2 separate regions of the Homo sapiens genome follow, and region 2 is linked to region 1. Evidence: chromatin contacts called from ENCODE Hi-C or POLR2A ChIA-PET data. All regions are on one chromosome and are shown on one strand. The core of a region is the stretch at or near the end of the contact, and the rest is flanking DNA. Distances in the headings are between cores, read along the strand shown. Region 1 overlaps UNC45B (unc-45 myosin chaperone B). Region 2 overlaps SLFN12L (schlafen family member 12 like).

Region 1 (3,175 bases), core at 217-2,716:
CTTCAGGAGGCTGAGGCGGGCGGATGGCTTGAGCTCTGGGGTTCAGGACCAGCCTAGGCAACATGGTGAAACCCCAACTCTACAAAAAATACAAAAATTAGCTGGGCGTGGTGGCACATACCTGTAATCCCAGCTACTCGGGAGGCTGAGGTGGGAGGATTGCTTGAGCCTTGGGAGATCGAGGCTGCAGTGAGCTAGAATTCCAGCTCTGCACTCCAGCCTGGGTGACAGAGAGAGACCTTGCCTCAAGAAAATAAATAAATAAAAGAGGCTGTGCCTGGCCTTTCTGGGAACCTGCCCTCCCTCCCAGGCCCCCCCAGACTCCTTTCCTCATCTGCTGGGCCAACTCCCTGGCCCTTTTCTACCAGTAAATGGAGGAAGCATGGGAGAGATTTTCACCAGGACCGGAAAATGTCCAGCTCCCACCCCATCTCCAGTTGGATGGGAAAGTGTTAGACTGGGCTTGTGGAAGAGGCGCAAAGCGAGGATCTTTGTGGGACAGCTCCTATTCATACTGTCAGAGCTACTGTGGAGGGTGCAGGAGACACTGCTGCCTGCCTTTATGGGGAGAACCGTTCCTCTCCTGCGCTGCTGTCTTTCCTCAGAATGGGCCCTACCAGCTGCACTCCTCCGACACCAACCTGCCGGCCACGTGAGGGAGCATCCTGGAAGCAGAGGTTTGTCCTAAAGTTTCCTTTCTGCTTTCCCTCTCCCCAACCCTGTGCCTTCCAGACCAGTGACAAGACCATCCTGTACTCGGTGGCCACCACCCTGGTGAACTGCACCAACAGCTACGATGTCAAGGAGGTCATCCCAGAGCTTGTCCAGCTCGCCAAGTTCTCCAAGCAGCATGTGCCCGAGGAACACCCCAAGGTAGGGTCAGGCGCGACCCGGGAGGGGTCTGGTCTGTGCCACTAGGCCTCCAAAGGAGGCGGAACGGCAAAAGGAGTGGTGTCAGGAGTGGCACGGTGTGTGTTTGGGTGGTTGGGGGTAAGATACACATACATTGAATATGTTAATGGTAAACTTTCCCACCAGATGGTGCTCATGCTTTTTCTTTGTTTTTATTTTCTATTTTGAAAAAAATCCAACAATTTATAGTCTGAGAAAACAAACAGAGCCATGATGGACACTTTGCAATTTGTGTTGTTGATTTTATGGATAAAAGACAGTTTTATTTCATGTCTCCAACAGATAACAATTTGATTTTCTCAGATTTCTGGATTTTGTGACATGGGTGCTAAGTAGGAATCATGAGAGGAGAGGCATGGTCAGCATTAGCCCAGAAGTCACAGATCCCCTGGAACCCTCTCCAACAATTCCCTGCACATGAAGATATGATTTGTGTGTGATTTGTTTAAGAATATATGCAAGATATTGCCAGCCAATAAAATCATTTAGATTTTTTTAATGATCAAAGTAATATAATCATGCTGCAAAACGAGTTAAAATGTGGGGAAAAGAAAATAACCACTCATGATTACGTCATCTCCACATGACTGCTGTTGGCATTTTGATGTTATGTTACCTACCAGAGGCTTTTTTTCTATGTATCTTTTTTCCTTTCACAGTTATAATTAGAATATATTTATCATTTTGTGCCCAATTTTGGAAAAATATGTTTTTCACATTGCCATCTCATTCTCTGAATCATTTTTATTTTATTTATTTATTTTTTGAGACAGAGTCTTGCTCTGTCACCCAGGCTGGAGTGCAGTGGTGAGATCTCGGCTCAATGCAACCTCTGCCTCCCAGGTTCAAGTGATTCTCCTGCCTCAGTCTCTCAAGTAGCTGGAATTCCAGGCATGCACCACCATGCCCGGCTAATTTTGTGTTTTCAGTAGAAACAGGGTTTCACCATATTGGTCAGGCTGGTCTCAAACTCCTGACCTCAAGTGACCCACCCACCTCGGCCTCCTAAAGCGTTGGGAATCCAGGCATGAGCCACCACACCTGGCCTCTGAATCATTTTTGAAAGCTGCATGATGTTTCATCCAGGCAAGGGTGCAGAGCATGTGCTGTGGCTGTGAAGTTCCAGTGTGGCTTCCAGGGCTTGCCCAGGGTTGTCAGCCCCTTCCCCACCACTCCTCACTCTGAGGATTATCTGTAGGGACTCTTTAACCCTGGGTTGACTTTGGGTTTCCAGCAAACCCAATCCATTGTTATGGCGGCTTCATCCACTGTGTCCTTTCCTGCCTATACCCTCTCTCTACCTCCACTCCCACCTCAGCCTTCTCCAAGAAAAACAATATACGCATCATTTAGTCTTTTGGATTATCCGTCTTTTATTTCATTCCTCTGTGAATGAGAGAATCTTTGGGACTGGTTTTCTACGGTATCAGCTCCTCAGGCTCTGTCTTGGGATTAGGTAAGGCAAGGAAGAAGAGAGGAGAGACAATCACACACGACAGCAAGGCGTGCTGTATACCCCTTGGCAGTTGCTTGGGAAGAGGGAATCTGGAGAAGTGTCTTAGTTTCCTATTGTTTCTAGAACACATTGCCACACGCACTGTGGCCTAAAACGCAATTTTTATACTTTTTTTTTTTTTTTTTTTGAGACTGAGTCTCCCTCTGTCGCCCAGGCGGAGTGCAGTGGTGCAATCTTGGCTCACTGCAACCTCCGCCTCTTGGGCTCAAGCAATTCTCCTGCTTCAGCCTCCTGAGTAGCTGGGATTATAGACACGCTCCACCATGCCCAGCTAATTTTTGTATTTTTAGTAGAGACGGGGTTTCGCCATGTTGCCCAGGCTGGTCTCGAACTCCTGGGCTCAAGTGGTCCACCCACCTCAGCCTCCCAAAGTGCTGGAATTACAGGCGGGAGCCACCACGCCTGGCCCGGTTTTAAAAATCTTATAGTTCTGGAGGTCAAGAGTCCTAAAATGAGTCTCACTCGGCTAAAGTCAAGGTGTTAGCAGGGCTGGTTTCTTTGGGAGGCTCTAAGGGAGAATCATTTTGTTGCCTTTTTCAGCTTCTAGAGGCCACCTACATGCTTTGGCTGGTGACCTTGAACCACTCTGACCTCACTTCCATTCCATTGTTACATCTCCTAGTACTAACTCTGATCTTCCTGCCTCCCTCTTATAAAGATCCTGGTGATTATATTGGGCCCACACAGAAATCTAGGCTTACCCCCTCATCTCAAAATCCTTAACTTAATCGTGTCTGCAAAATCCCT
Region 2 (3,078 bases), core at 169-2,668, 350 kb after region 1:
AGAAAAACAAACAACCCTATCAAAAAGTGGGCAAAGGATATGAACAGACACTTCTCAAAAGAAGACATCTATGACCAGGTGTGGTGGCCCACGCCTGTAATCCCAGCATTTTGGGATGCCGAGGTGGGTGGATCACTTGAGGTCAGGAGTTTGAGACCACCCTGGCCAACACGGTGAAACCCCATCTCTACAAAAATACAAAAATTAGCTGGGCATTGTGGCAGGTGCCTATAATCCCAGCTACTCGGGAAGCTGAGGGAGGAGAATTGCTTGAAGCCAGGAGGCAGAGGTTGCAGTAAGCCGAGATCGTGCCACTGCACTCCAGCCTGGGAGACAGAGTGAGACTGTATTTAAAAAAAAAAAAAAAAAGACATTTATGCACCGAACAAACATGAAAAAAAGCTTACCATCACAGGTCATTAGAGAAAAGCAAATCAAAACCACAATGAGATAGCATCTCACACCAGTTAGAATGACGATTATTAAAAAGTCAGAAAACAACAGATGCTGGAGAGGATGTGGAGAAATAGGAACACTTTTACATTGTTGGTGGGAGTGTAAATTAATTCAACCATTGTGGAAGACAGTGTGGCAATTCCTCAAGGATCTAACACCAGAAATACCATTTAACCAAGCAATCCCATTACTGGGTATATACCCAAAGGATTATAAATCATTCTACTATAAAGACACATGCACACATATGTTTACTGCAGCACTATTTACAATAGCAAAGACTTGGAACCAACCCAAATGCCCATCAATGATAGACTGGATAAAGAAAATGTGGCACGTACACACTATGCAGCCATAAAAAAGAATGAGTTCATGTCCTTTGCAAAGACGTGGATGAAGCTGGAAGCCATGATTCTCAGCAAACTAACACAGAAACAGAAAACCAAACACCACATGTTCTCACTTATGAGTGGGAGTTGAACAATAAGAACACACGGACACACAAAGGGGAACATCACACACTGGGGCCTGTCAGAGGGTAGGGGGGCAAGGAGAGGGAGAGCATTAGGACAAATACTTAATGCATGCACGGCTTAAAATCTAGATGACAGGTTGATGGGTGCAGCAAACTACCATGGCACATGTATACCTATGTAACAAACCTGCACGTTCTGCACATGTATCCCAGAACTTAAAGCAAAATAAAATAAATAAAAAAGAAAGAGCTTCCAATGGCTAATACTAGAACAATTTGAGGAACTAAATAATGTAATATTGAAATATAACCCAAAATATTAAATAAATACCTATAAGTTCATTCATACAAGTAAAAGATTGAATGAATGAGTAAATGGAGAAAAGACAAGTCTCCTATACAGAAGAATTCCAAATAACTTATGTATAATAGCTACATCCTCTCTCCCCACATCAAGGAAGTGGCACTTCAATCCCCACCCTTTGAGTGTGAACTGCACTTATGACACCTGAGGGAGGAAAAGTAAATACGGTGGATCAACCTGGCAAACACTTTCTGACTCATACAGTCAAGGTTAATATCCACATGATAAGACATGTCGATCGCATACACCCCTGATATGATATGATGACAATTACAGTTCATCCCTGTGGTCTTCCTCTTGAAAATCTTGAGTATGAAAAATAAAATCCTAAGCCCCCCAACCACTGAACAGACCCTCTCTTGGCCAAGGGGACCCCAGAAAAACCTTAAAAGTTGAATTTGCAAGCATAATGGAATGGCAGGTCAGCCGCACCTCATTATAACCGCTCTCTTTTGCAGTTTAGACACAACAACTGACCAGCACTCAGGTTAAAATAAACATCATAAGACCGATGGAACAGTCTCTTCGTGGCAATAAGATACCAAGTTGTAAATAGGACCTAAAGCCTTGACAGGCAAGAATTGAGTCACGCGTCCCTACACTTAAAGAATAAACTATGTTCTAATAGCCACAAGCTTTTTCTTTTCTTCTATCAGCTAAACAAACACTGGCCTGGAGATAAGCAATATTAAAACAACTGCAGCGCATCCACTGCCAGACATGAACCAACTGACCACCTGCTCCACCAGCCCTAACTACAGCTTTGACTGGACAAGAGACTGATTTTAGTAACTTTCTTCTGATAACAAGACCACCAACCATGGACTGCTTCTGGCTGGTTTCGATTCTGAGCACTTGAGTGCCTTCTTCTCCTGAAAAGACTTTTGATGTGTAAGGTCTAATTGTAATAGATATAAAAGTTAAAACATATAGGGTCTAATTGTAATAATTATAAAGTTTAGTCTCTACTGGCTGGGCACGATGGCTCATGCCTGTAATCCCAACACTTTGGGAGGCCAAGACGGATGGATCACCTGAGGTCAGGAGTTCAAGACCAGCCTGGCCAACATGGCAAAACCCGTACTCTATTAAAAACACAAAAATTAGACAGGGTTGGTGATGCACGCCTGTAGTCCCAGCTACTCGGGAGGTTGAGGCAGGAGAATTTGCTTGAACCCAGGAGGCAGCAGTTGCAGTGAGCCGAGATCATACCACTGCACTCCAGCCTGGGCGACAGAGCAAAACTCGGTCTCAAAAAAAAAAAAGTTGTCTCTACTAAAAAGTGACCATGGGACACTACACACAATAAGCATGTTTACTCTCCATGCACATGCACAACCCCCTCTCAGGAGTATTCATATCTCCTCCTATAACCTGCTGAATATATATACTGCCCAAGCCATTCAGCACAAATCCCTGTTCCATCCTCCCTTCTCTCAAAGTGCTGCCTTTCTGTCTAAGCTTCCCCCCAATCAGGATGGCCAGCCTGCAAGTTGTAACACTTTATAATAAATAAAATATCTTTTCTAAACTTATAAATTGTGTGATTTTTAAGTTGACAACCTATAACTCCAGCCTAACTATGAGAAAAACATCAGACAAACCCAAAAGGGACATTCTACAAAGTGCCTGAACAGGGCTTCTCAAAACTATCCAGGTCTTCAAAAATAAAGTCTGAAAAATTATCACAGATCCAAGGAAGCTAAGGAGACATAACTACTAAATGTCATATGGCATCCTGGATGGGATCCTGGAACAGACAAGCAGAGTAGGAGAAAACTGG

The links. Hi-C counts contacts between places; a loop is a spot of excess contacts on that map. ChIA-PET counts read pairs that join two places held with the same protein, here RNA polymerase II (POLR2A).
Region 2: a map of dorsolateral prefrontal cortex shows a loop between it and region 1 (7-fold over the local background). The contact joins two enhancer-like sites. A Hi-C loop is called at or near these places in 4 of 168 maps with a recorded cell type or tissue (CD14-positive monocyte, adrenal gland, dorsolateral prefrontal cortex and 1 more). POLR2A ChIA-PET finds 5 or more read pairs at or near these places in 2 of 52 experiments (CD4-positive, alpha-beta memory T cell and T-cell).

Annotation. Positions count from the first base shown.
Region 1 is chr17:35,170,590-35,173,764 of GRCh38, forward strand. It overlaps UNC45B (unc-45 myosin chaperone B), which reads left to right. Exons shown (of 20, transcript NM_001267052.2): 13 at 733-873. Among named protein-coding and RNA genes, the nearest start is that of SLC35G3, 22 kb to the right of the region's middle. Within about 2 kb of position 1,467, at least 2 of the 41 ENCODE cell types and tissues checked have a DNase peak (open chromatin) inside an H3K27ac peak, as active enhancers do.
Region 2 is chr17:35,518,198-35,521,275 of GRCh38, forward strand. All of the region lies in intron 2 of SLFN12L (schlafen family member 12 like), which reads right to left. Among named protein-coding and RNA genes, the nearest start is that of SLFN12L, 18 kb to the right of the region's middle. Within about 2 kb of position 1,419, at least 2 of the 41 ENCODE cell types and tissues checked have a DNase peak (open chromatin) inside an H3K27ac peak, as active enhancers do.